Linked DNA regions of Mus musculus: regions 2, 3, 4, 5, 6 and 7 are each linked to region 1. A link is a loop called in an ENCODE intact Hi-C map of the cell type or tissue named here. Cell type or tissue: left cerebral cortex. All regions are shown on one strand. Region 1 has its middle 33 kb from the start of Chrna4. Region 2 has its middle 10 kb from the start of Bhlhe23. Region 3 has its middle 19 kb from the start of Gm14340. Region 4 holds the start of Mir124a-3 (microRNA 124a-3). Region 5 overlaps Col20a1 (collagen, type XX, alpha 1). Region 6 overlaps Ythdf1 (YTH N6-methyladenosine RNA binding protein 1). Region 7 has its middle 3.9 kb from the start of Birc7.

Region 1 (4,000 bases):
GGTACCTGGTTAGAAGAAGGGCCACTTCACTGTACTGGGTACCTGGTGGTCATTATTAAGAGAATGAGTAAAGATGATTGGGGACACCAAACATGTGTCCCCTTTGGGTACACCTGACCCATACATCAGAGCCACATGGTTGGGTTAGACATTGGCCGGTCAGCCAGTGACCACAGACAGAGCAAAGCATAAAGGGTGGTTTCCTCAGGTTATAGCCATACCTGTCCCAGGCTCTCTGCAGCCTGTTCTGGCCATGGCACCCTGCCCAGGCTTTCTGCAGTTCACCTATCCTTGTAAGGTAGCAGGAAAGTGCATTCTGACAAATTTCATCTAGGATGGCCATGCTGTGGACACTCTGGGAGTATCCCCTACCCTTACCATCACCAGGCAGTCACACCCTGGTATCTTAAGGGTCCGTTAGATAGCTAAGATGATTTAGGGTTTAGTGGCTTGGCAGTGGTAAGGAATAAAAAGCAGATACCTAGACTGTCTAAGTCAGGGTTCTCTAGAGTCAGAACTTATGGAATGCCTCTATGTGTATCAAGGGAATCATATGAAGCTAGTTGTTTAAGCTGGTCTTCTGTAGAAGTGGGTTCCAAAAGATGTGCTGGCAAGTAAGTACAATTGGTCGAAGAAGAACGAGCCTTCCTTCTTCCAATGTCCTTATGTGAGGCCTCCAGCAGAAGGTGTGGCCCAGATTAAAGGTGTGTATGACCAAACCTGAATCTAAAACTTGCTTTGTCCCAGGCTGACCTTGAACTCAGAGATCTGCTTATCCTATCTCCTGGAATTAAAGACGTGTACTACCATGCCTGGGCCTAAGCCTCAAGATCTTTATGTCAAGATCCAGGTCAGAAACCTGTCCTCCAGCCTCAAGATCTCGATCACAGGTGTGCTCTCCATTCCTGGATTGTAGTTCATTCTAGATGTAATCAAGTTGACAGCCAGGAATAGCCATCACATAGTCTGAGCCCGGGACTGTGTTATATAAGGAATCCCATGGTCAGGTGACACCAAGAGATGGGAAGCAGTGAGCTAGGACATTCATGAACAGTGTGTAGGAACAGAGGGGCATTCAAAACACTAAGAATCTGGCTTTGGAGGAGAAACCACTGCATCTTTGCACTGCCCCTGCATAGGGTATTTCCTGTCCCTCAACACCTATATATCCACCAAGTCTATTTTGCTGCCAGTGATTTTTCTCCTTACACCTCATCTCCATCCTGTCTCCTGTCCATGGTCAAGTTTATTGATTTAGCAGAGGGACCTCATCTAGAGTTGTGTGAGCAATTGCTTCAGATGCTCTTTCAGTGGTCACACCAACTTCCCATAGGTCTGAAGTAGCATACATGGTGGTTGTGAACCTTTGTTCACAAAGCAAACATCTATGCCAAAAACACTATGACCCCAAAATTTACTGAGACCCCTAGGTACTTGCCCATCACCTTGGAAAGAAGGGTCCCTCCTGAGAGGGCACATGCACAGGGGCTGAGTGGGGTTTGAAGGACCCAGGATGTGTTGCAGACCAGAAGAGATGTGATGTGTATAACTGCCCATGTGCAGGGAAGGAACCACCAGCCAGAATGGTTTGAGGTACATTGGGAGTCGCCTATCTAGAAAGGACTGAGGAATAGGGTTACTATGGGTCAGGCCAGTTGCGCGTACCTCTCTGGGATAAATGTCCCAGATGACTTTGAATGCTGGAGTTGAGGCAATACCCAGCAAGGCCACCAGGTGGCAGTGCTCACCAGAAGAAGAGTCCTATCATTAGTCACATGAACCAGTTCTCTGAACAGACAAATCCAGACTCCTGGAACCTGCCTCTTAGGAGGTCAGGCAGAGCACACCTGCCCACTATTGCCTTTCTCAGCCAGGCTGACAAGGCTTGGGTAGCCATACCAATCAGTAAAGGCACAGGAGCTCAGAGGAGGCAAATTTGCCACAGGGGGCTATTGCCACATGGGGATCTCACATTCTCTTGCCACCCTCAGGATCTGGTTCCAGGCTCTTTAGTAGATCCAAGCCAGAGGTAAGAGTTCAGATGAGCTAAGGGAATCACACGGGACCTGCCGTCTGTTCTCTCTCATTTTCGGAGTCATACACACTCTGGGTGCTCACACTCTTAGCCTATCCCAGAGGGCCTCCACCCCTTACCTGCCTGATATGTCCCTCCCTGGGGTGTGTACCAGCACTGATATTCTCCACAGAGCCTAAACTCCACAAGACATAACCGGGCCTGTCTTCCATGGATTCCCCCTGCACGGGACCTGACCTTAAAAGAGCCTAACTTCCACAGGGTCAGCTGGCTTGACTTCCTTGTGGTCCAACCTCTGGAAAGAAAACTGTTCCTGGCCTAGTATGCAGATCCTAGCAGGTCAGGGCACTGAATACTGGAAGTAGGGAATGGGGTTTGGGGTTTTGCCTCCTAGGGCCTAAGAGGGGTTTTGTTTGTTTGTTTGTTTGTTTGTTTGTTGTTGCTTTTAAAATAATCTCTTGGTGTTCTGTAAGTGCCTGAAGATACATAGTCCTATTCATATCTCTCCTATCAGCTTGAACTGCAGCCAGAACTGCTGGCCCCATACCCACCCTGATTCCGTGGCCTCCGATAACTCCAGTACATATGACATATAGCACATATAGCAATGGGACCCAAAGCACGAGCGTCTTCATTCAGGGCCTGGGAAACTGAAGTCAGGGCGTTGGGACAATAATGTCCAGGACAACAGTTATCAGGATTCCTGCAATTCTGGGGCCCCAAAGGGAAACCCCCGCCTTGCCTTAAGTAGTTGTCTTGGTATGTGCACCCTGCACCTTGTGCAAGAGAGGTAGAGGCTTTCAGAGAGGAGCAGGCTGCCTGAGCAGATGCTGAACGGGCTTCCACAGAAACAAATCCTGGATACCCCAAGGTCAACAGTACCCCTGTGTACTTTCCACACAACCATCATCCCAACCTGGATTTGTTGGTACAGGTTGGTGCTGACCATCTACACCAAATCGTATGTCATTTTCTTCTGGTATCATCTGGCTGCCCTTCCACCTGGCTGGGTTCCCATCTTCCCCTTAGGGAGGGGTCCAAACCCAACCTCTTTTTCCAATCCTCGTTCACAATGTCCTCTTTCCTCCAAACACTGACCTCAAAGCATACTCCTTCTGCAAACACTACACTGCTTGTCCTTCAGGCACTGTGCCCCCCAGGTAACCTCTCTCATACAGCACTCTTGCTTTTGTGGTCTCCTCTCAAATGGCCTCTTCCTGTGATCCCGTCTCTCTAAGTGAGCTCAGGTCCTGGCATTCAGGGATGGGGGCTTGTCCATAGATAGATTCTGGACACCTCTGAGTCCTCAATAATCCCTTCTCCGTTACAGTTGCATCTGCTATTCCAAGGTGAAATAGAAGGTTGTTTTGTTTTATCAGATGAACCTTGTCCTCCACTTTAGGTGTAGTCTTGTGCTGACTGTTGTACTGAGTACCAGCTACAGCCCTGCTAGATGGAAGGCCCCTGGCCTTCTGCTCCTCTCAGAGCAAGTAGACATCTCTCTCCTGGTGGAGTTGTCAGATATAAGGTGCCTCAAATCTCCCTTACCACACCCTGGATTCTCTCAGCCCACAGAGGCCTAGCTCTCGCTTACAGGGAGCTGCAGACCGAGCTCTCAATCCTGCTCAGAGGCAGACAGCTGCGTCTGGGGCTATGCTTGACATTCAGAGCTGCTATTTTTCTCTCACACGTGGGTCTTACATTTGCGTTGGAATGGATTACTGCTAACTTCTTTGCTGCTGCTGCTGCTGCTGATAGCACAGTCATCTGTGGCTGTGCGGGATGGACAGCTCACACCTGCCCACTGCTATCCGCCAAAGGAACCTGGTGGTCATGGAGAACTTGCCCCCAGAGGACATAGCTGCTTTTCCTTCCCACAGCTCCTGCTATGCTGTTAAGGTCACCCTTTTTCTGGTACACTTTGAGCTCACCTCTTCCGCACATATTTTCCCTCCCCCATCAGCT
Region 2 (4,000 bases), 280 kb after region 1:
ACCACAGGGAGAATCATTAACAGACACATTTACGTTCCCAGTGCATCTCCAGGCATGCATATCTGCTCAGATGCTGCAGGCGGCTCAGGCTCTGGGTGCTGCAGCCAGGCTGTGATTGCCAGGGATCAGCACGATAGCACTGATGGGCAGGGCCATGCAGGCAGCCTCCTATCCAGTCTCTTCCCGCAAAATGGAATAGGTAATGAGCCCAGCTTGTCTCCTTCACAGATCTTGAGGGGATCTGGCTCTCTGCCCCCTGTCAGGCTTATGGTCCCTGCCATGTGCTCTCTCACGCTTTCCTTGTCAGCGCTTCTCCTGCTCAGGCTCTGAAGTCACAGAAAGGAAGATTGGCGGAGGGCGGAGGGCGGGGGGGGGGCGGGGGGGGGAAGAAGGGGAGATCCAGACAGGCATCAGATATCCCCAAGCTCACAGATAAGAGAACACCATGCCCATCACTCCACACTTCATGTTCCCAGTGGGCAGGCATCTGATCTCCCTCTGCAGCCAGATAGCGACAATCCAGTTCTGCCAATGAGGTCCTGGATAGCTGCCGCACTGCAGGCTGACTTCCTCCACTGAGAAACACCAGGAAACTAGGTCACTGAGTTCCTGGCTTGGAGTTGTCCTTCCAGAGGTCACCCTGCCACCCTGTTTAGCAGGTGCTGATAGGCTTCCTGGGCCCCTTTTCCCAAGTCCCACACCAAAGGAGGGAGAAGAGAGCAAAGCCCAAGCAGGTTGACCAGGAGTTTTGACAAGAGTCACCCTCATCACAGGCCAGAGCCCAGAAAACAGCTTAGCCCTCACAGGAATGTGCCCTGCAGGGTGGTGGATCACGATGTTCTGGGATGGCCTGTCAGGAGTGAAGAGCAGACTTGTCCAGCACTTCAAAAAGGTCTCAACAAATCTGTTTCCAGCACAATGAGATCAAAGTCAGCCCGCAGCCCAAAGCAGCCAAGGTGCAAAGGAAAGTAATTAGAGAACGGGGCTGGGGAGATGCTTAGTAAAGTGCTTGATGTGCAAACACAAGGACCCAAGTTCATTCTCCAGATCCATAGGATCATAGGCACAGGCATGGCGTTACCCTTGTAATCCCTGTGCTGCAGAGGCAGAAAGAATCTCAGGCATTGCTAGCTAGCCAGCCTTGCCAAATTGGTGAGTTCCGACCAACCAGCGAGCCTCTCAGCGTCACTCAGGGTTGTCCTTTGGCCTCCACAGGCACGAGCGCGCGCGCGCACACACACACACACACACACACACACACACACACACACGGGGGTGGGGGGGAGCAAACCTGCCAGCCTAACACACTAACACAGTTCTGTATCCAAGGAAAACATCCCAACAGTTGCAACAAATAAAGATGTTTTTAGACAAAGTAACCAGCTATAGGCTGAGAGAAACTATCACCAGCTTGTACTGAGCAAGCACTGACACCATTCCGGATGAAGGAAAGCCATGCCAGATGGGTCTACACAAGAGAATAGAGAGCCAGATTCAGAGAATATCAAGTAATGCATAAGGCTGCCATGTGAGCTTCTGTTTGTTTTGTTCTTGAGACAAACTATGTAGCTCTAACTAGCCTGGAACTTGCTGTGTAAACCAGACTGGCTTTGAACTTACAGAGGTCACCTGCCTTACAGATTTAGAGAGACCTATGGATCCAGCCCACAAGAGTCTGACCTCTTCCTGGTCTGTCTTCCTATGCCTGACGCATCCTTACTGGCATAGACCCTCTGGCTTTGGAACTAAGGGACGCCCTGACTACATCAGCCATCACAGGGCCATGTCCTGGCCTTTCCTTGTCCTCATCCACCTTGAGAGGCCCCTCTAAAGCATCCTGAGAGCTCATTAAGGCAGGGCTGCTATGTCCAAAGGAGGTCAGGGAGAGAGGGCCCTACCTTCACCACCTGCTAGACGTGTCTCTGCTGCTCCTGGAGGCTCAGAGTCTACAATCTGGTCCCAACAACAAAACAACTAAGACACCCAACTACTGGACTATTGCCTAAAAACCTTACCCGTACGTGGGTGTGGTGACCCGTCGCACTTGGGAAGCAGAGACAGGAGGATCTCTGTGAGTTTGAAGCCAGCCTGGTCTTCAGACTGAGTTCTAGGACAGTCAAGGCTACAAAGAGAAACTCTGTCTCAGAAAAACAAAAGACAAAGCAAAATAAATGAATGACAGTAAAAACAACAGTAACAAAACAAAATAAAACCTCACCTGTAATTGGACAGAACAACACAAGATCAGAGGCATACTGCCCCCTGGAGGCCAGAATAGGAACTCCCCAAATCTGCAACACCAACTTCCCTAACTGCTTCTAGAAGGATCAAAATCTGTTCCCTTGCTTGGACAGCAGACTTTCCTCAGACAACAGAGGGAGACTTGGCCAGAGATCTACAGCCCCTCCCAGATAAAGCCACTACTTCTAATTTCTAAGATGCTCAACAGGGGACTAAGGCCCAGGTGACCTTCTGAGGGTGTTCTCAATTCTTGCTTAGAACCCTAGAATGAAACATTCTGAGAAGGAAGCCTGCTTGAAGTAGGTCCATGTTGGGTGGCCAGGGCTGGGAAAGGGACCACCATACAGGAACTACCATCCTGCTCACAAGAGGGAGTTGGTAAGGGCCTTTTCTCTAACACACACCAGGGACCTGTTGTGTAGGGTGTAGCCTGGTCTGCTTAGTCCTGCAGTCCTCCTGTAGAATCTGCCTTGAACTTAGGGTTGTCACCACTCACAGCTCTAGGGAACAGGAGTAAAACAGAGGCTCAAGGGACAGTCTGGCTGCTCCTTAGAGTATGGGCTGGGCTCAACTCTGGTCACAACCAGATGAGCATTGCACTGGTTCAGAGGCCAGGAAGGGCTCTGGAAATCCTCCCTCCTGGAGGGAACTGTGAGCCAGGCCTACCCTCCACAGCTTCTTCAACAGGCAAGCTTCTACTGAAGACTCTGAGGGTGTGTGTATGCAGAGGCAGACTTTTCTATTACTGTGATAAAACTCCACAACCAAGGAAACTTCTGGAAGAAAGGATTTTTTTTGGCTTATGATTCCAAAGGGATAATATCACATGGTGATGGAATAGAGGTGTCATGTGACTGGAGCAGAAGCTGAGAGCTCACATCTCAAATCACAACCAGGAAGCAAAGGGGCTGTACTGGCAATGAGCATGTCTTTTGAAACCCCAAAGCCTGACTCTAGTGATACACTTCCTGCTGCAAGGCCATACTTCCTACGCTTCTCCAAACAGGACAATCAACTGCAGAGCAAGTATTCACATGCCCTCTACTTATGCGGGACGTCCTACTAAATGACCAACCCACCTCACCCAGAAGTGACACTGGTCTGTTTGCTGTATGGGGCAAGGTGATCACAGGCCAACTCAGGTACAGAGATGAACAGGAAGACACCGCTGGATGGAACAAGGCAGAGAGGCAGCTCACAAGTACAGCAGGAACTAAGGAGCTAAGGCAGGAATTAAGACTGAACAGTGGGGCTGGTGAGATGGCTCAGCAGGTAGGAGCACCCGACTGCTCTTCCGAAGGTCCGGAGTTCAAATCCCAGCAACCACATGGTGGCTCACAACCATCCGTAACAAGATCTGACTCCCTCTTCTGGAGTGTCTGAAGACAGCTACAGTGTACTTACATATAATAAAAAAAAAAAAGACTGAACAGTGAGACAGAAAAGTTCAGAGTCCTGGGGTTTCAAAAGTGCCAGAAGCCAGTGAGCAGAGATGGCGGGGGTTCGGGAGGGGGGTCAGGGGGTCCAGGATGAGTCTGCCTGGCAAGCTAAAGACACATGTGGAAGGGTATACACAAATGCTTCTGAGATCCATAAACTGGGGCCTGTAAATGTCAGGATGAGAAAAGCCAGCCTGGGCCCATCATAACCAAAGCAAAAGACTCAGAGGCACCTGGTGTCAAAGGTGAGAAACCACTTCCCATCACACATCACTGGATACAGAAGGAGCAATGGGAACCCACTTGCCTTTGTACTGGGC
Region 3 (4,000 bases), 270 kb after region 1:
TAGCCCTGGATGTCCTGGACCTCATGCTGTAGACCAGACTGCCCTTGAACTCAGAGATCCACCTGCCCCTGCTTCCCAAGTGCTGGGATTAAAAGCATGTTTGATCACAGCCTGGCTCCAGTAACACATTCTTAAAGTCTTTTTCCGGGAACCAGATGAAAGTAGGGGCCACTAATATCAAGAATATCCTCATTGGAGCAGAACCCACCCAGAAAGAAAGACCAGGACAGTGTTTCCATAAGCTGCAAAAGTTTGCCTTGTTTTTTTTTAATGCCTTTTAGACATATAAAAATAGCTTTGTCAGGAACCCCAGTATATCCAAGGCTGCACCTGATAACCTGAACCCAGTGGTGTTGATTATTCAAGGTAACCAGACACAGTCCTAGAACCCCATGTTGCCCACTGGACATTATATAAGAGAGACCAAAAGCAATGCTCTGTTCTGCACATTTGGAGAGATGCCACCTTGATCTGCCCTGTGGCTGAAGAGTCTCTCCCAGGATCTTGACCCTCAAATCAGGAACTACTGTTAGAGACTGGACCTGACCTTCAGCTAAGAGGAAAGCAGCCTTGGGAAGAACCACAGTTAGGAATTCAGAGTGTGAACATTGTGTGATGACCCTCAGCATAAAATATAACTTTAGTTATACTGAGTGTGTCCTTCTTGCTCACCACACCCCAGGTGCACACACTTGTTGCATCCGTACTCAAGACTGTGTCTGTCCTGGAGGAGGGAAGCATACCTCCGTCTGAACAACTGAATCACTTTGGTCTGGCTCCACACCCTCCCTAAAACAGTTTCTGCCTAAGAGGAAAGGAGTTGAGCACAGTAGGCACATGAATGCCCTCCTGCTCTCTAAAACCTTGTAGATGCATACCTAGCTTCAACACCAAGGTGTGGACGAGCCTATCGGTTCCATTTTCAGTTACAATGGAGAGGGTACCACCACCAGTGGTGGTCCTGACATGGGGTGTGGTCTACTGAATTTCTTGTGGAAAACAAGGGAGGCTGAGGATGTAGACAGGTCACTAAGCTGGCCACAGCCTGGTTTCTGTGGCTCAATTCTAACAGTCTGGCCTCCCACACTAGGGACCCCAGGACCAGGCCCTGCCAATGTGTATAAGGATATGCACAGAGTATGTGCACACAGCATAGACATGCATGCATATGTGTGCACACAGCACTCTGTCCTCACTCCCAAAGGTCCATGAGGGCTGGGACACAGACAAGGGTTGGGTCCAAGCCCATATTTCAGGTAGCTTCCAGGTCCTGATAAGCTGTACAAGAACTCTGTCCCAATCATGATGTCAAGCATAGTCAGAATGTTAGAGCCATTGGCATCCTCATGAGAACATGCTTAGTGTGGGTAACCAATGACGTCCTTGAGCTGGACAACGCTATGGGATGTTTTCTCTTCCGGTAATGATGGAGGTCAAACACAAGGCACAGGAAAAAAACTTCAGAGAATAAATGAGCCAGAGACTGAAGTCAAAGGAAACATTGTAGCTATAGCCTTGTAACATTGTAGCTATAGCCTTGCAAGATGGCTTGGGCAGGTGCAGAGCTGGAATCCTGGTTTTAAAAACCACCAATACTTCCTTCAAGGGGTCAGAAAGATACACGTCCCTGCTGGTGTGTGTTGAATGAATGAATGATTGTGTGGATGAACCAGTGTACAAATGAGTATGTGAACAAATTAGTGAATGAATGAATCACTGAGCCAGTAGATAAAGGAGAGAGTGAGAACTGGGAATCCTAACGGCTGATTCCATTTTGGGCTCATCATGATCTGAGGCCAAGGATGGACAGAGACCTTGTCTTCAGAGACTGGGGCTAGTAATGAGCTCTCTACCAGCCAAAGGTAGGACCCTCCCATGTGCCAGGCCCACTGCTGTTATGGTGATGATCTTTCTCATCCATGTAAGCACAACAGTTAATGGCGATCACCCACCTGTGATCATTCCTTACAGGGCTTTGGGGAACACACAAAGACCCCAAAATTTAGGGCATAACTTCTCTCCAGGCTCACAAATCCCTTCCTCAAAGCCAGCATCTGGCCCACTGCTGCCCTCTGCTGACTAGCCTAGCCCAGAAAGGAAAGGGAGGGGACCACAGAACCCATCTAGGGCAGCATCAGATCCCTTGCTTCATGAGTCAGTTGCTAGGGTGACAGACAGCCTGAAGGGCCCTCAAGTAGGCAGGGAATGCCATCATCCTTCTTCCACAGGAGCCAAATTCCTCACACTAGGCCTCCTTAGAACAGCCCATGTGACCACACCCCCACCCCCACCCCCAGGCCTAGGGAAGGAGAAAACACACACAAAAGGCTATGCCACCCACTGCCCAGGGACGACGGGCACCTAGCACTTAGACACTGGCCCTGCTAGAGATGTAGGTCTTTATTCTCACATCACTAGCCAAGGCCCCCAAAGTACTCTTGCAGGCCATAGCCCTATAAACAAGACATGGAGGGTACCTCTGTCACTTGTGTTCCTGGAATCTGTGGGTTTAACCAAGAGCAGGGGTAGGGGGCTCCTCCATGGGGCCCAACACCTCAGGCTTGTCTCGAGTTGCTGGTGCAGGAGGCCGTTAAAGAAGGAGAGGCAGCTGACCCTGGCCACAAGCTGTATGAAGTCAATAGTTGGGGCCCAGTGGCTCAGCCTTCCCCAGAACTGAGCATTCAACTTCCAAGGACCAGCCACTGCTGGCAAACTCCACGATCTGCTGCTCACAACCTTAGGGAAAACACTAGCCACATGTGGAGCCTCATTGTAAGCCATCAATGACCACCAACTTGCCAGGCAGTGGCTGTACCTGCCCCATCAGTTGCCACCAGGATATGGGCAGGGAACAAACACCAGAGAGACAGGGCCTGTTGGTACTCACCTGGTCTACCAGGGGGCCAGAGCTTCCAGCAAAGTGAGACCATGACCATGACTCTGTGCTGGTAGCTGCCACCCTGAGGACTAAAAAAGCCCCTAATTCAGGGACCACCCCACAGTGGGAAGCTCACGGAGATTTCCCTTAGAGTCATTTGTTTCTTCAACAAGCTTACACCAGCCATCACTTCATGTAAACAAACACAGCCACTGATTCTAAATGAAGCTGTTTGCGTGTGAATTAATACATCATATTCTCTCCCGAAACAGAATTATTTGTCTCTGGAGGAATCAGGTTAAGTCTGGAGTGTGGGGAGGGGGTGCCTAGCTGTGTCATTTGCATATGCAAATTATTCCGCTCTCAATTAAAGGCTTGTGTGTCAGCAAATGAGACTAATTAGATTTATTTATCTATGATAATCAGCTTTTCACAAACAAAATAGATCACCCTTTCAACGATGCTGGACAAAGCATACACTAGGGAGGACCTGCCTGATGGGACTCAGGCTGGGGAGGAGACAGTGCTTAGAGGGGGTGTGGTTGCTGTAGGTGGCCCATGATGCTTGGACTGGTTTCCCTAGGCCATTTATCCTAGCTGAAGGAATGTCCCAGCAGGACTGCATATCTATCCTCACTCAATCTCTTCCCTCTACTCCAGCCACAGCAGGGTACAAAAATGGAATCAGATGCATAGTTTCAGCCCTACAAAGAGCAGCAGGAGATGGAGCCATCTGAGAGTTTTAAGAGCCAAAGAAAAATCAATGAGATGAGTGCTACCTTTACAGAGGGCAGAACAGAGCTAGCACTTAGGGGACCCCACACCAGCTCCGCTCCTGGACCCTGGTGCTAGGTACTGCTATGGGCCTCCTCAAATGTTTCTAGACATCAGAAGGCAATGCCTTATGAGGGACCACCAGAACACACACATTTTGTACCTTAGGACTACAGACACTAGCTCCATGAAGAGAAGCAACCATACTGTAGGAGGATGGAAATGAAGCCACGGCCACTTTGGTCTCTACTCCACTTATCCCTGCTTCTCTCAGGGCCTTCCATGCTCTGGGCTCTGTGTCTCTCATCTCTTGTTCCTTACTCTGCAAAGGCCTGTCTGGAACACTGA
Region 4 (4,000 bases), 180 kb after region 1:
ATGTTCTTTCCCCAGCTTGCTGTTGACCAGGTTGGCACCCAACAAGCCCGTATGCTGAGCCTTGGCTTCTAAATAGATCAGGCAGTCTATGTAGGGATGAATGTATTTTAGGATAAACAGGGATGGACATCCAAGCTAGCCCACAAAGGCTACAAAGCGCGGCTGCAGAAAAGGCTGCTGGTCCCGAGAGTCAGAGAGTGATGCTTGCACTCAGCCCCCTACGGGTAGATCTGAGATTCTAAGTCACCTGCGTGAGGCCTGCCCACACCCCAGCAGACAGTGCTGCACCCTGAGCACAGTAAGGATTGAAAAATGGCCTTCCTACCGAATGCCCCATGTCTGCTAGCCATGCCCAGATTGGTCCTGTGCCCCTGAACTGAAGCCCCTAGCCTCCACTGAAGGGGGTGCAATGAAGGTGAGTGAAGGTGATTGCTACTCAACCTGGGCTGGGGCACAGGGCAGCTTGCCATGGGCTTTACCGCCTATCCACTCTCCAGCCCACCTCCCTTACCATCCTCCCCACCCCGATCTCTGCTCACAGCCCAGAAGGTCACTGTGGTCAGGAGCCAACTCTCCAGCAAGGGCAGCGGTGGCACAAGAATGGAGCTCTAGTTCCAGGGGAGAGGCAGGGGGAATCTTCCCTCTGGGAAAAGAGCCAGGCTGCAGTGTAGAGCACCCCCAACAGAGCTCAACGAGGGGCATAGTCCTGTGCCCCCTAGGAACCTTTACACTAGAGGACTGATACCTCTACCAATTCCTTCAGTATTGCTTTGAGTTCACCTTGCAGCTCTTCTGAGGGAGGAAGGGAAAAAGAGACAGCAAGCCCAAGGTCAGAGCTGTGGTATGCTTGGGCCCCTTCTCCACCCTCCAAGAGGCAGAGGTTCTGCAGAGGCTCTGCTTTGGGGACAGGATGCAAAGGCACTAGTGGTCTATGAGTGTGTGACTGTGTGCATCTCTCCATGGAGTACTGAAGCAGTCTCCCTGCAGCATCTCTTTGTGTCTTCACGCGGGCCCTTTTGTCTTGCTTTTCTGCAACTGCACAGGACTTGAGGCTAGGAGAATTTGGGCGGTCAGTTCTGGATCTGGGTCAGAGCCAGGAAAGGGGCTCACACTCACCCCATGAAGATGAAAAGCAAGTCTGCAACTTGTCTGAGGGGGTGGGGGTGCAGAGGTTGTGACCTCCTCCACTGACAGTCAATCCTAGGTCATCAGTTTCCAACCTGTGTATCAGGACTCCTTTGCCAAACTCTATCTCTAAAAATATTTACATTAGGATTCATAACAGTAACAAAATTGCAGTTATGAAGTAGCAACAAAATACGAAGTAGCAACGAAAATAATTTTATGGTTGGGGGGAGGGGTCACCACAACATGAAGAACTCTATTAAAGGGTAGCAGCATTCTGAAGGTTGAGAACCATTGCCCTAGGTAATAGGGCCTGTAACCTTGGGGATCGGAAACCTTGCTGGGAGGAGACATGCCAGAGCAGAGTCTCATACCAGGACGCCAGCAGGTGGCGCTGGCTGCCGAGGACAGGAAAAAAAATGCCTGCAGCAGACCTGAGTGGGTGTCACTGCGGCTGCAGATGGTGGTGGGGGAGGGAGGAGGAGGATTTGTCATTTTCTCTCTGGGCTGCAGAGCCTCACGTGCCTCGCGTCCCGCATAGCTGGAGAGAGGTTTGGGGGCGGGATGCGGTCCAGTGTATCCACCCAGATTTAGACCTTGGATGCAGATGCAGATCCCCCACTTCCACAGCTCGAACCTCAACCTAAGGTTCAGGGGTTTCTTCAGAATCAAAGTGATCACCGCCTTCACCCTGCGACCCCAACTAGAGCGCCCAGGGGACAGACTGCAGTGACCCCAGACCCTACCCCATTTCTCTGGGGTTGCTGCGGCAACTATCCAGGGCCCCCTAGATGGGAACAGTGATACTCATGACATCCCTTCGCCCCAAGCGCATTAGCGCCCCGTCTCTCTGGGTGACTCCACGGCCAGCACCGAGGACAGCGCCCAGGACTGCCCGTGGGTAGCGGGACGCGCCAACACAACCCGGGAAGCTGCACACTTCCCTCCCGCGCCCCTCAGCCCGCCGCTTCCCCAGCCCCTCCCTTTGTCTTCTGGCCCTCGTCTCCCTCTTCGGGATCTCGAGCACTCAGAGCTGCGGACACACGTGGTCAGGGGCCGGGTGGCCACATTCTCCCCCGCGGTCGCCCCCACCCTTCTCGTGACGTCCTAGGCATGCGGGCCCCTTTGTGTCCCGCGGCCAGATCCCCGGCCCAGCAGCTGGGCCGCCCTCTGGGCGGGCGCATTGTTCGCCGGATTTGTCCGCGGAGCGAGGGGCCACCGGGGGCCGGGGCTCGCCTTTTTCCCGCGGGAGGGGCGCCGCGACGGCCGGGCTCCCGGGCCATTTCCATGAGAAAGGAGCGGCGGAGGCGCCTCTCTTGGCATTCACCGCGTGCCTTAATTGTATAGACATTAAATCAAGGTCCGCTGTGAACACGCAGAGGGGCCCTCAGGGCTGCGGCGGGCGGCGAGCGGCTGGACCGGGTCGGGGCCGGGCTGCGGCTTGCGTGGGGTCCTAGCCTGAGGGGCGCGAATGCTCCAGCTTCTTCGCCGCGGGGCGGGCGGGCGGGGCGGGGCTCCGCGCTAAGCTGGCAGTGCTGCCCTGGTCCGCCCCCAACTCCGAGGAGCCAGTTTTCCTTCCCCTCCCCGAGGTAGAGAAGGGCCCGGGCAAATCCCTCGGGGCGTTCCTGCAGTAGGGACCCCTCGGAGCCGCGGCGAGGGAGATGCAGGAGCCGGCCGGGGTGAGCGCGCGTGCTCCGGCCTGCTGCAGTCTTCTGACGGGTGCAGAGCCCTCTCCACCCCGGCGGCGCAAGCCTCTCCGCAGCTGCCCTTCCCCGGCTCCTCTTCCCGGCCCCACCAGGAGTGCGTGAGTGCGGTGAAAATAAAGAACCTCGATGTTCGGAGATGAAAAGCAGTCTCTTTCTACAACCCGCCGAGCTCTCTTCTCTTACGCCTCTGGCTGGCGAGAAGCTGCTCGAGGAGAGAAAGACGGGGTGACCTGAGAGACCGGCTCGCCCCGGCACGGGCCGCCAGCGCAGTTACCCGTCCGGGCGCGAGCCGCCGCCGCCTGCTGCTTCTCGGTTGCCGCCTCCGCTCCGCAGCACAGCCTGCGCTGTCGCCCGATCCCGCCTCCGCCTCCTTCTTGGCGCCCGCAGGACCCGCACGCTACGGCCCCGGGTGGAGGAGAGCGCAGGGACAGTGCCAAGGAAGCCGGGCAAATTCCTGAGGGCCGGGTGGGAGCCCGGCGTCCGCGAGGTCGGCACTGCGGGAGTCTGACTCCCACTCTCCTTGCCTAGACCGGGTGCGACCGTCCCCGCGCTCGCCGCCGCCGCCGCTGCCTCCGCTCGTATCCGCGCTCGGCTCCGGCACCGGGCGATTATCACTGGGGCGCGCGGTGACGTCACCCGACACCGGCTCTGCCGCCTCCTCTCGGAGGTGTCCTTGAGAACTGAGGGGCACGCGCACCGCGTACACGCGCACTCACGCACCGCGCGACCCGTGCCTCCCGCGCACACGCTCGGCGTCCCGCTCCGCGCGCTCCTCGACTCACACGGATGCAGCCCTCGAACGCCTTCGATTGTGCCCGGCGCCCCGGGGTCACACGTATGCAGAGAAACTGCCTCTTGGACACTCTCGAACCGCTCATTCTGTCCTACTGCACGACCCACGCAAAAGCTTCTCCCGCAGCCCACCGACCGCAGCTCCTCTACACCCACCACCAGCCACACCCCGCTGTGCAGCGAACACACTGTGCTTGCCTCACACAAGCGGCTGGTCCTTCCGGAATAACCACTCTACACAGTGGCTTCTGAGCCTCTCTCTCCTGGGGGGGGGAAAGAAAGGGGTCCTAGCCTCCTGCTGGCGGCCCTATGTGGAGAAGGGAGTTAGACATCTCCCCCAACCCCCATCAGAGACTGCTCCCCTTTTTCACCCTTTT
Region 5 (4,000 bases), 75 kb after region 1:
AGGCTCCAGACCATCCAGCAGTACCTCAGGCTGTCCCACATGTACCTGGCAGGGACATGGTGACACAGTACTCTCTCTATACTGAGCCTCACCATCTGCCCCACCCCATCTCTCTCTCCCTGCCTCTCACCTCTCTCTTTTGCTCCTCCCCAGTGGAGGTAGCCAGCAAGTACTGCACCAAGTACTGAGTGACCCCAGCAGAGGGCGGCCAGGTGACGTGGAGAGTTCTGGGTGTCACTGCAGCTAGGGTCAGTGGCCCAGGTGGAGGCAGGGGTGCTAGGAAGGGATGATCATCAGGAGAATCTCAGGGGAATTGTGGCACATGCAGAACTCATATACATGGACAACAAAGCCCTTTTTCCAGTGACAAGACTTTGAGTAGGTAGGGTTGTACAGATGGCCGGGTAGGCAACCACCATCCAGAGTACAGGACTCTAAGTCACGTGTCTCAAATGTCAGTGGGCTGTGTTTTCGGCTCACAGTCCTGGGGGAGCCAGATCACCCTGCTAGCCTAAGGCAATTTGCTACAAAGGTGATAAGGGATGTTGTATCCAGGATCACACACACAAAACCTCACATACTTCACCAAGGTGTCTCTGTGAATAACTGGAAGAGGCAGATCCAGAGGCATAGAGCAGAGCAGAGGTTGCAAGGGCTGGGTGAAGGTGTTAATGAAATGTGCAGTTTTTGTTGGGAAATGAGTATGATCTATGATAGTCTTAGTGCAAATAGCCCTTAATATACTGTCCTTGTTTGTTTGTTTGTTTGTTTGTTTGTTTAGGTTTCTGTCTTTTGAGACATGGTTTCTCTATCTATCTCTAGTTGTCTTGGAACTCACAGAGATTCACCTGCCCCTCCAATGCTGGGATTAAAGGTGTGTGCTACCACAACTGGCAAAGCCCTGGATACACTAACAGCTATCTATTGTCCCCTGTAAGTGGGTAAGTGTGGGCGCATGAGCCCTATCTCAATGGAGTTGTTAACCAGAAATCATTATAGGTCCAGCAGCAGGCTGAGAGACAGTGGTCTTGACCATGTGTTGTCACCAGACAGGATGGGAGCCTTAGGACATCATGGCAGCAGCAGTATTGAGCCATGGTGTGATACAGGATCAGAGTCTAGATCCCAAGCCTCTTGTGGCTTGTGGGAACACTTCTGACCCAGAGCTGCCTGTAGTCATGCCCTGCTGGTACTATCCCCAAAGGGCAGGACTACACAAAGGCCACCCTTTTACCTGTGGTTGCCCGGCCTTGCAGGCTCTTGCCAACCCCACTCTCATAGACAGGAAGCACAGAGACCAAGTATTCTGTGCTGGAGGTCAGGTTTCCAAGCTCCATGGATGAGACAGGCCCCTCCACCACCACCTGAGCAGGAAAACTTCATCAACAGGGTGTAGACTTGGGAGACATGACACTGCCACCCTGGGAGATTGGATCCCCATATGGAGCAGAGCAGCACCAGGCACCATGGAGACAGGCGAGACTGTAAAACCATCCACTCATCTATCAGTGTCATCAAAACCAATCTGTTGTCTGCAGTCACAGCCCAGCACTCCACATTCTGACTCTGTCCAATGGGCTGTATCTGTGTGTAGCTACCCACTCCCTGTGCTACCCTGGATCTCCTCTCATGCAGTCTTACTCATCTCTAGGCCCTCATTCCGATGTTCAGCCACAGCTCAGCAGAACCCACCTGAACCATGCCGGATGAATCCTGCCAGCTGCCCCAACTCCCAAGGATGGTCTCAGCAGAGGCTGAACCAGGGGACCCCCTCTTACCTCCTTGGGGGCACCACCCCTAGAAGGCTGCCATACAATTAGATACTTGAGGGGTGGGTATAAGGCTGGAGTCCAAGACAGGTGGATACTGGATGAGGTGGCGTGGGTCAGGATCAGTCTGGTGGGCGTGGGGAGGGGGTCCAGGACCCGAGTACCTGCTGCTGGTTTGACTGTGAGGAAAGGCAATCAGGGACCAAGCAAGCACATCCACATACTCCCTCTGGTGGCCATGTACAGGAAGGACAGGAAAATCCTCCTACCCCAGCCCACAACATATCCAAGGAATTGGCCCAGTATAGCTTCAATCTCCCTGTTCCTCTGCCACCGTGGTGCTGTGTTCTTACCTGGGCCTCTGCCCTGAATTTTTTGGCAAATGAGTCGGCTGAGCAGAGGAGCTAGGGTGTCCAGCTGAGGGAAGTCCAGCACGTTGTGGACAGTGATGTCCAGTGGCTGGGACGCCAGGAGCTTCAGCTCAGCCTCATCGACATTCTTCACACCTGCTTTAGGGAAGTGTGTGTCAACATGCCACTCCGAGACTCTCATTCTATTTACAGACAAGACCACAGGGGAGGGACCTACCAGAGTTCCCATCATGGGGGAGGGCAAAACTGAAGCTGTATGTCCTAGATTTCACGGGGTCTCAGTGGAACACAGGAATGGGCCAGGGGAGGCCAGTGTGCTTAGCTCTGGGAACTGGGAAGCAGGCCAGACTATGTGGATGCTGGTGTCAGGTACCCACCCATAAGAGAGGGGGTTCCTGGAAGAGAGGGGCTCCTGGAACAACCCCCTACACTTGGAGTTTCCTTCCCATCAAACAGTGCAGTAAATGTGGTTGACGTCCCAGAGAGCACCAGGGACACTCCTTACTTGAGGAGCAAACGGGGAAGGGGGAAGAGCTGTCAGACACAATGGCAGCTGCCAGGCAGGGGACCAGTTTGAAGGTTACTTGCAGTATGAGTTGGAGGGTGGCAGGGAGTTGGGGAGTGTCACGGCAAGGGAGACAGGGACAAATTTTGCAGATGTTGCTGGAAGGTGTAGCCATGCACCTCTATGGAGCAGGGCTCACCCTCTGGCCCCTATGGGTGTGGATGCTGCAGGCCAGCAGTTATCATGTACCCAAGTTTCTAGCCAGAGATGGTAAAGCCAGAGTGCAGATGTGTCTGTGATCTAGAGTCCACCCTAGCCATGTGCATTCGAACCCAGGGCCCAGGCACTGTGCCAGCTCACCCACAACAAAGACATCAATGTCCTGATCCTTAAGGATCCTGGCAGCTGTGCGCACATCATCCTGGGACTTGCCATCTGTCACCAGAATCAACACTTTGGCTGCCTCTGGACGGACACCGGCTGCTGGCTTCAGGTTCTGCTCCAGCACATGGGTTAGAGCAAGGCCTTGGGAATATAAGGGACAAAGTGATGGGCAGCCACTAGGACCTCCTCCTCAGGTGCCCTCTCAACCACAGCTGACACACTCGATCCCAAGGCTCTCTGTTCATGTTTCATCGGTCCTGCCTTGCCAGGCTAAAGGCACTTGGGATCAGGGACAGCTCCTCCTGTGAAGAATACCCATAGCCCAGCAAGACCATGCCTAAGAAGCTGCCTGCAAGGCTGACCGTCCAGCTGAGTAGGACCAAGAAAGAAGCTACCCATGATCAGTGCAGACTCTTGCTCAACAAGGTGCCCAAAGTTCCACACTTTTACCAAGGTTGGGGTGTGGAGGGGTGGTCGATTTTGCCCTGTAAAGTGTGAAGTGGGCTCAGCACCCACTCATCACATAAATGTTCAGGGGCAGAGGGGTCAGGAAAAGTTTGGCAAGAGGCTTCAGAACAGCTAAACCTCAAGACCCAGGACATACCTGTGAATGTGTTTCCTCCCTTGTAGCGGAGGTGGTGTACAGCTGCTAGCACTTGCTCCTTGGTTTGGAAGGAGTTCAGGTCCCACTCGGTCTGGGGGTCTCCACTGTACTGTGTCAGACCTAGGGGTGGGCTTTGGTTGCTGGATTGAGGTTTTGGGGGAGGGGGTCTTTCTTTTTTGCATCACTGGGGGGTAGGCAAGCACGCTAGCCACATGTTGTATGCTACTACATCCTCAGTGTCAAGGCTCAGTTTTGAAAACCTGATCCACAGAATCACCTGCTCTGGGTAAAGCCTCTGGGAGTCCCACTCCCAGGAGATGACACATTTTCAGGGCCCAAGGCTCACATAGAGATATCATCAGAGGGA
Region 6 (4,000 bases), 170 kb after region 1:
CCTCGCATACTGAATCTGCACGCGCCCACTGTAGAGGATCTTTACTGTCTTAGAGAGCAGATACCTTCCGAAACTATTTACTCCAAAAGACCCTCTGAGTTAACATTTAAGCTGTATTATTTAGACTTGTATTTAGAACGTGTCACTTCCTCGAGCTGTTACTGCCTGTACGGAGTCGTGGACAACATCGGATACCTGTCCTCTAGGAGAATACAAGCCTTAATAAACACCTGTTGAGCAAGCTTGTGTGTTCTTGTTTTCCCTGCTATATGTGCCTTGTCTCTCTCTTATAGCTGAAAATCTATGGGGTCTGCTCTAAGCAGTGGAAGCCAAGGGCTGCAGTTTTGCTTACTCCTGGGTACTAAAGGGACAGAGAAACTTTCATAGCTCCATGTAGGACTTGGAATTCAGTCCCCAACTATGTAAGAATGTGAAGCTGACAGAGGTGGACGAGCTGTTCAGCAGCCATATATGACTTCGTTTGCACACTTGCCTCCAGGCTGGTACTCCTTGATCTCTCCCTTATGTCTTCTGAAAATTCACTGTTGTAGACATCCAATGTACTCTCTCTAGTAACTAAATCTCACATGTTAAACATTTCTCCCCCCCCCCCCCTTTTAACTAGGTATTTTATTTATATTTCAAATGCTATCCCGAAAGTTCCCTGTATCCTCCCCCTGCCCTGCTCCCCTACCTACCCACTCCCACTTCTTGGCTCTGGCGTTCCCCTGTACTGGGGCATATAACGTTTGCAAGACCAAGGGGCCTTTCTTCCCAATGATGGCCGTCTAGGCCGTCTTCTGCTACATATGCAGCTAGAGACATGAGCTCTGGGGATACTGGTTAGTTCATATTGTTCCACCTATAGGGTCTGCAAACCTATAGCTATAGGGTTGCAGACCCCTTCAGCTCTTGGGTACTTTTTCCAGCTCCTCTATTGGGGGGCCCGTGTTCCATCCAATAAATGACTGTGAGCATCCACTTCTGTGTTTGCCAGGCACTGGCATAGCCTCACATGAGACAGCTGTATCAGGGTCCTGTTGGCGAAATCTTGCTGGCCATGTTAAACATGTCTTAAAGACAAAGGATGTACACCAAGCATCTGTGTGGAGATGAGAAGATAACTTGTGGGCAAGCCCATTCGTTGCTTGCTGAATCCAGGGATCAAACTCAGGCCATCAGGTTTGGCAGCAATCACCTTTACCTACTCAGCCATCTCGCTGGCTCATTTTAGTGTTTGTCCAGCATTTTTTCTTGCAGGGAAGAAAAGCACAAATCCAAGGTACAATACAGTTAGCTGCCTCTCTCCATTTTGAAAACTGTCATGTAGCCCAGGTTGGTGTTGAAATCCCAGTCTTCCTGTTTGTACTTCCCAGGTGCATGCTTGAAAGCTCTTCTTCCATGTCAGTCTACATCTGTACAACCTGACATGTGCTATTCAGATAAGAAGTGATCTCATGCTTTCCCCAAACTGCCTGTCTCTGCTTGGAAGATAATGGTTGATACGGATACAAAACAAGCACAGGAAAATTTGTCTCCTGCCAGCCTTAACTTACTCTATTGCACCTCCAAAACACCTCCTGTGTTTTAGGAAGTAGCTTTGAAAGCATGTGTGGTTTATATTCTCACCTGTGTGTCTTGCACATATGTAGTCCTTGAGCTCCAAAATTTCTGGCTTTGATAGCAATTAGCTGAGAAGCACTAACAGGACCAAACAGGACGTGGGATCAGTATCTGGGATGACTGGAGGACTCAATCCCATGGGTAAGATGAGCAGGATCAATGAACACTACAGAGCTGGAGGTGGTGACAGACCAGCTAAGAGTTGCTGACTGGTTTTGTGTCATGAGTGGACAGTGCCCTTGCCTCCTAGACTCCTTGCTCCCTTGTCTTGTGTAGAGTCAGGAGATGTGTTAGGCCACTGGCAAAGGGAACCTGAAGGCCCAGGCTTGTGCTGTAAGCTTCAGTAATTAATTCTGGCACTTTGTGAAAGGCTGTGTACTAATGTCCTTACTATTACATTCCCAACTTGCCTTCCAGAAGCCAGACGTAAGCTTTGAATGTCCCCAAAGCATCTCAGCCTGTGGTGTTGCCTATCACACCTGCTGCCCTGTATTTGAAGGACATATGATGGACATACTTGACTTGCGTGCATTTCTGGACTTAGGACCCTTTGTTGGCCATCTCTTATCCTTGAGATCCAGAATTGGTGAGCTTTTCCTTCACTTAGATGGGAAAGAAAGGAATTAGTTGTCACACTGCCGTGACTTCACAGGCTTTTAAGAAAATTTTTATTTAATGTGCTCTGCTGCATATACATCCACAGGCCAGAAGAGGGCATCAAATCACCTTACAGACAGATGGTTATAGGCCACCATGTGGTTGCTGGGAATTGAACTCTGGAAGAGAAGCCAGTGCTCTTAACCACTGAGCCATCTCTGTTTTACCTGCAGTAATGATATGGATGTGGAAGAACACCCCTAGATTCTGCAGCAATGTATTCAAATAAATAATGTAATTTCTTCCTTCACCGTGTGGCCCCAGGACTGACAATTTTTTATAGCTAAAGTATATATGTATGTAAACTTTTAGAAAAGTCATTTGAAGAGTTACCCTTCATGACATTTTTTTAAACATTAAAACACTCTTTTTTTTAAAAAAAGATTTATTTATTTATTATATGTAAGTACACTGTAGCTGTCTTCAGTCACTCCAGACGAGGGCACCAGATCTCGTTACGGATGGTTGTGAGCCACCATGTGGTTGCTGGGATTTGAACTCTGGACCTTTGGAAGAGCAGTCAGGTGCTCTTACCCACTGAGCCATTTCACCAGCCCCCTTCATGACATTTTAACCATTGTCCTGTGAGTGGCAGTCAGACAGGATACATTTATTTGAGCTCAATGAATTTCAGAGTTTTTTCAAAGCCATCAGGTTTCTTCCTTTCCCAGTAAGTCTTCCTTTAGCTCATAACTATCTTCTGAAGACTGTTAACAAGAAGAACCAGGGCAGGGGCATGGAAGAGGGGTCACACTAGCCTCCAACTTTTCCCTCCCATGAAGTGTAGCAGTCTTAATCTCTTCCCAAGCTGTGGGCTGAGGGGATAGGAGCCTAAATTGGAAGCACTGATTGGTTTACCATGTCATATCTAGAACTGGAAGGAGCCAGTCTTGCCAAATCACCAGGCTGCCCATCTCTATGGAAGGAGTATTGAGTCCATACTTCCAGTGACCATTCTAAAGAGCAGCTTGAGGTGAACAGGTGCCCACTGGACCTGCTTGCTTCCTATAGTGTGATCTCAGTGTGGTTAGCCCTTTCCTTTCCCGAGTGTCAAGACACTCTGAATCAAAGAATGACGGACAGCTGTCAGTACTGGAGTGGGGCTCTGATGCCAGGTGTGCTGTGAGATATGTCTCAGGCAAACTCGATCCTCTACAGCTCCAAGGCCTAGAGAAGGTTGATCCATGTGAGCTCTGCTGTGTGGCAGGGTATGTGGAAGGCTATGTAGTGCAAAGGGCTGGGGACATAGTGCAAGGCTGGCCATCTGTGCCTGGACTTAGGAAAGAGTAAGGACATGGGGTATGGGTGGGACTCTACAGTTTGTAAGGAGGCCACAGCACAGGTCTTAAGATGAGTGAAGCTCCCATCTCTATTCAGTGGGGCATCATTGAGCCAGTCCCTCTGCTAATCTTACCTCTGTCCCAAACGGTCTCTTCCCCATCTCTCTGAGAGCCAGAGGTGGGCAGCCCAGCCTTTTAGGGCGGTTCCTGATGCTGTACAGGCCCAAAAGAGTGAGTGTGAATGTTGCCCACAAGACAAACTGTCCCACCAGCCTTCCTGGATTGTTGGAGTTACCTTGCTCCGGGGTAGCAGCTTTAGCAGCTGTTGGCTGCTCTGAGCTTCTCTGTTATCTATAGCAGGTTATTGGAGCAGCAGCTTGCTCATCAGATGGGTGGGAGCACTAGATGACTTGTTGGAGCCAGCCCTAGGTAGTGATGGC
Region 7 (4,000 bases), 150 kb after region 1:
CACTGCAGGGATTTAGGGCCCTGTCTCATTCCCTGCTGGGCCCACATGCTAAGTATATGCCCATCTGTGGCAATAGAACCTTCTAGGGTATCCCACAGGATGTCACAACCTTTGCCTTTCTCATTGCTTGCAAGTAAAAGAAAAGAATCACAGTTTTAGCATTTGAACCTGGAGTCCTGCCTCTCCAGGCCCCTTGCTGGACTTGGTTCCCCTGGATTGAGGCCAGATGGGCTGATAGAGGGGACAGGGGCAGCTGCACCAAGTTCCTTCTCTGTGTAGACCCAGGTCCCTGGAGATCTGAGCACTGGACTCTGGGCCTGCTGCCTTGGCCTTGGGGTCTGTGAAAAGGGACAGTCTCTCCCAGCTATGACCACAAGCATTCCTGCTGTCCTTGTCTGAAGCAGCTGAGCCAGCCCTTCTCTCTTGTTTGGAGACTTGAAAGCTCTCCTGGAAGACAGGAACATCCTGTACCTGTGAGCACAGAATGGAGACCTCGGGGCTCTCAGCAGTGCACAAGGCCCATGAGACTGTCGAGCAACAACGTGGTGTGTGCCTAAGGGGCTGAGAACAAAGCATCCAAGTGGCTGTTCCAGCTGCATCCATGCTGGGACTTCATAGACACAGCACCCATCTCTACAACGTCTTGCCTGATGCCTGTGTCCCCACCATGAGCTCATACTACAAGCTGAGTCCCTTGCTAAAGCAGTACCTGGGTGGTGGTGACTAGTTGTAGTTGACAAGGCCCTGTAGCTCATAGCACAACCATGATGTTACTTTGGGTCACCCAAGACCCAGTGTGGGAGTATAGGGACTGCTTGTGCTATCCTCTGTGTGGTTGAAGCCTAGGGGGAGGCCTGAGGCTTCCTGGTTGTGCTGGAGGAAGGGATAAAAGGGAGGGAAGGAAGACAGAGAAAGTTCAATGCCACCATCCCCCTCTATAGACCAATGGAATTCTCTTTTCTATATAGTTCTTTAGATTGACTGTCCTACCCTGGGCTCTATAGAGCAGATCCTAAGCAGGATGAAGCTTGAGTGTCAGTGCTGAGTATCATGTTGGCAAGGAGTAAATGTGTCGACATTGAACTTTCTCCTGAAAGCCACTCCCCTGGGCACTTCAAAGGTGGTTCTCAGAGCCTAGAGACCGCGAGGTGTCCAGCCAAGGAAGACTATCCAGGCATCATGGGCTAGCTGAGATGGCAACAGTCTTCTGCACCCAAAGTCCAGAGGAACCCAAATGTCCCACAGGTTGACTCTTCAGACTGTGTACCTCTGGGCCCAGACTCCAGCCAACGAGGAATCCAGGGTAAAGTTAAGTTCAGCTTCAGAAAGGGATGGATCAGGGAGCTCCCAGGCCTCAGGAGGCGCTGCAGGGAAGGAAGTGGTAACTGTAGCCTACAAGGGACAAGCTTGACACTACCTCCTCCAATTGAATTCACTCAAGAGTTGCTGGAGTGGGTGGGAATTAGTGGATAAGCAGGCTCAATGGAACTATCAGGATCATCTATCTGTGAGCCTACTACACAGGAAGGTCCCCAACTTTTCTCAGGGACTTGGACTTTGTATGAGTGAGTGATCCACACTCTGGAATAAGTGTGGCCATTTGAATCTTGAGAAAATGAAATAAAATGAAAAATACAGTCCTTCGATTTGAAATACTCAGTAGCTGCACAAGGTCAAAGGTTAAGCTGTGGGACAGAACAGTCTCACTGACCATGGGATGGAGTTGGGAGTCTCTAGGAGTTAGGAGGTGAGCCCAAGGTCATAATAACTGGCTCACAGCACACCCTACTGGACACGAGGGGAATGACAGCACAGGGTTGGCGACCAGGTCCTGGAGAGTTATGGAATTAGCCACACAAACGTGGACCAAACCCTTCAGAAATGCTGTGAGATAGATGAGTTGCCAGTGTCATCTGGTTCTGAGAATATGAGAAGAACAAATGGTCAAATGCCAGGAAGAAGCAGAGGGACTTCCAGGGCTGTCAAGGCAGGAGGGATATCTGCCCAGCATCTGGGAACCACAAGAACACAAGGGAGTAACCAGGAGACTAGCTAATAGGTGCTGGAGGAATGGGATGTGTATCTGAGCAGACCTTCCCCTGTGGAGCCCTGATTGGGGTAGGACTGAATATCCTACATTGTCATCATGGCGACATAAACACAAGGCTTCAGCAAAAATGAAATGCATTAGCTCACATGACCCAAGACCTTGGCGGACTGTCTCAGGCTTAGCTCAGTGGTGTTTAGATAATGCCATCATTTGCATACCTTTTCCTCCCTGAGATAGCATCACTTCTTTCTTTCTTTTCTTTTTCTTTCTTTCTTTTCAAGACAGGGGTTCTCTGTGTAGCCTTGGCTGTCCTGGAACTCACTTTGTAGACCAGGCTGGCCTCGAACTCAGAAATCCGCCTGCCTCTGCCTCCCAAGTACATCATTTCTTGATAAAGATGGCCATGAATGGCCCCTTTGCAGGCAGCTTGGAGAAGTCAGGAAAAGGCGTCTCGTTTCCTCAAAGGCGGGAGCTTAGGACTGATAAGAACTTCCAGAGCCTGCATCAGCTTGGAGTTTCCAGATTGTTGTGCATCATGGAGGGCCAAATCCACAATAGGAGAGTCTCCTGCAGCCTTCCCATTCCCTGGACAGTTCACTCTCATTCCCTGAGGAGGGCTTTGGTTGCATGTCTGGTCAGGTCCTCATTCTGGGTTAACAGCTTCAGTGGCGCCTGGCGCTCACCCAGCTACCACAAGCCTCTTCATACACTCCTTGTCCTAACCAGGCACCAAGCCCCTCTCCAGGCTTAGCACTGCTCACTCTCTTTCCTGCCTTACCCTGCTGACTCTTGCAAACTCCACCTGGCTCTGGGCATCCCTGATTTGACTCCTATGATGCCAGCTTTGTGTATTTCTAACAGGGCCTCAGAATCTGTGGGGTTCCCAGGACCTGCTCAGACACCTTTCATGTCAGAATGCTGCTGTGGCTGCCTTCTGGACAATCTCTGAAATTGTTTTCTAAGTGCCACCTGCTGAGATAATTGGGTCTGGGAAGGGCTTGGGCACTCAGCCTAGCCTAGCCTCCTTCTACCCCAGGATCAGTTCTTAAAGCAGGAATCTCTTCCACCCCCTTTACCAGCAAGAGCCTACGTGTGGCTGTCCTGGAACTCACTTTGTAGACCAGGCTGGCCTCGAACTCAGAAATCCGCCTGCCTCTGCCTCCCAAGTACATCATTTCTTGATAAAGATGGCCATGAATGGCCCCTTTGCAGGCAGCAAACTCAAAGTGTACTCAAGGTCCGTGTATGGATGTTGCAGGGTGGAGTAGATGATTGACAGCACTATTCTACCTGGGGGAGCATGACATTGAATTTCAAATCAGTTGAGAACTAACCAACCAAGCAATCAACCAACCAAATAAACAAACCAACAAACAATCCTGACAAGTCTAGAGGGAGCTGGTGAGGACAGGAAGAGGAAAACTTTCTTGCCTTGTTCCTAGTTTTTATTTTGCCCTGGCGGACCCAGGCTGAGAGCCAAACTTGGTTGCCACATGGGTTGAATGAATATGCCTCTTAAAGCAGCCTGTATTGTTTCATGACTGGAGGTTAAGGCCTGAGACTTACATGAACCTAGAGTACCACAAATCCTGCTTGCTCTTTCTCAGCCTTGAAGTGGATCACCTAGAGATGTCTGGATCCTGGGCCATCTGGTACTGTCCAGACAGACAAGCACCAACTATGGCAGCAGGAGCTAGCTACACTTCCTGGAAACATAGAGGCAGTCAGTAGGCCATGGCCCCCTCTATGGGCATCAGGTTTCTCATCCAAGTTAGACTGCTGATCTTTGTTGTGCTGTGTAGATGGAAAAGAGACAAGGTTCATGAGTAGGCTGAAGTTCAGACTGGTTGGCTGTGGCCTGGCATTTGCTCTAACTTCTTGGAGGCTTGCTTTCTGATCCTGGACCACAGAGCTGCTTGGCTTTTGAGAGGTGCCTGCAGGATAGATCTG

What was found. Hi-C counts contacts between places; a loop is a spot of excess contacts. Peaks named below come from ENCODE experiments on the same cell type or tissue, not always from the same donor. Only the 100,000 strongest peaks of a DNase experiment are listed, where the experiment ranks them.
Region 2: it touches region 1 in a loop (4-fold over the local background); 11 of 42 quality-filtered maps call a loop at or near these places.
Region 3: a loop joins it to region 1, with 5 times the contacts of the local background. A loop is called at or near these places in 9 of 42 quality-filtered maps.
Region 4: a loop joins it to region 1, with 4 times the contacts of the local background. A loop is called at or near these places in 2 of 42 quality-filtered maps.
Region 5: it touches region 1 in a loop (5-fold over the local background); 19 of 42 quality-filtered maps call a loop at or near these places.
Region 6: it touches region 1 in a loop (4-fold over the local background); 2 of 42 quality-filtered maps call a loop at or near these places.
Region 7: it touches region 1 in a loop (9-fold over the local background); 14 of 42 quality-filtered maps call a loop at or near these places.

The regions. Positions count from the first base shown.
Region 1 is chr2:181,070,060-181,074,059 of GRCm38, reverse strand. No RefSeq gene overlaps it. Among named protein-coding and RNA genes, the nearest start is that of Chrna4, 33 kb to the right of the region's middle. In left cerebral cortex, a CTCF peak has its summit at 1,733 (motif pointing right); DNase peaks (open chromatin) are centred at 1,732, 2,866, 3,201, 3,696 and 2 more places; H3K27ac peaks cover 3,323 bases.
Region 2 is chr2:180,785,202-180,789,201 of GRCm38, reverse strand. No RefSeq gene overlaps it. Among named protein-coding and RNA genes, the nearest start is that of Bhlhe23, 10 kb to the right of the region's middle. In left cerebral cortex, a CTCF peak has its summit at 2,275 (motif pointing left); DNase peaks (open chromatin) are centred at 175, 571, 1,322 and 2,270; H3K27ac peaks cover 246 bases.
Region 3 is chr2:180,804,278-180,808,277 of GRCm38, reverse strand. No RefSeq gene overlaps it. Among named protein-coding and RNA genes, the nearest start is that of Gm14340, 19 kb to the left of the region's middle. In left cerebral cortex, a CTCF peak has its summit at 2,069 (motif pointing left); a DNase peak (open chromatin) is centred at 2,095.
Region 4 is chr2:180,892,546-180,896,545 of GRCm38, reverse strand. It overlaps Mir124a-3 (microRNA 124a-3), which reads right to left and starts at 2,506; the gene lies at 2,439-2,506. In left cerebral cortex, a CTCF peak has its summit at 1,508 (motif pointing right); DNase peaks (open chromatin) are centred at 1,600, 2,157, 2,684, 3,522 and 3 more places; H3K4me3 peaks cover 3,449 bases; H3K27ac peaks cover 4,000 bases.
Region 5 is chr2:180,994,630-180,998,629 of GRCm38, reverse strand. It overlaps Col20a1 (collagen, type XX, alpha 1), which reads right to left. Exons shown (of 36, transcript NM_028518.1): 6 at 3,634-3,753; 7 at 3,006-3,170; 8 at 2,123-2,275; 9 at 1,779-1,948; 10 at 1,235-1,364; 11 at 131-276; 12 at 1-45. Among named protein-coding and RNA genes, the nearest start is that of Col20a1, 10 kb to the right of the region's middle. In left cerebral cortex, a CTCF peak has its summit at 1,999 (motif pointing left); DNase peaks (open chromatin) are centred at 1,609 and 2,008.
Region 6 is chr2:180,900,618-180,904,617 of GRCm38, reverse strand. Ythdf1 (YTH N6-methyladenosine RNA binding protein 1) reads left to right here. Exons shown (of 5, transcript NM_173761.3): 5 at 1-241. Among named protein-coding and RNA genes, the nearest start is that of Mir124a-3, 8.6 kb to the right of the region's middle. In left cerebral cortex, a CTCF peak has its summit at 2,323 (motif pointing right); a DNase peak (open chromatin) is centred at 2,350.
Region 7 is chr2:180,923,151-180,927,150 of GRCm38, reverse strand. No RefSeq gene overlaps it. Among named protein-coding and RNA genes, the nearest start is that of Birc7, 3.9 kb to the left of the region's middle. In left cerebral cortex, a CTCF peak has its summit at 1,791; a DNase peak (open chromatin) is centred at 1,777.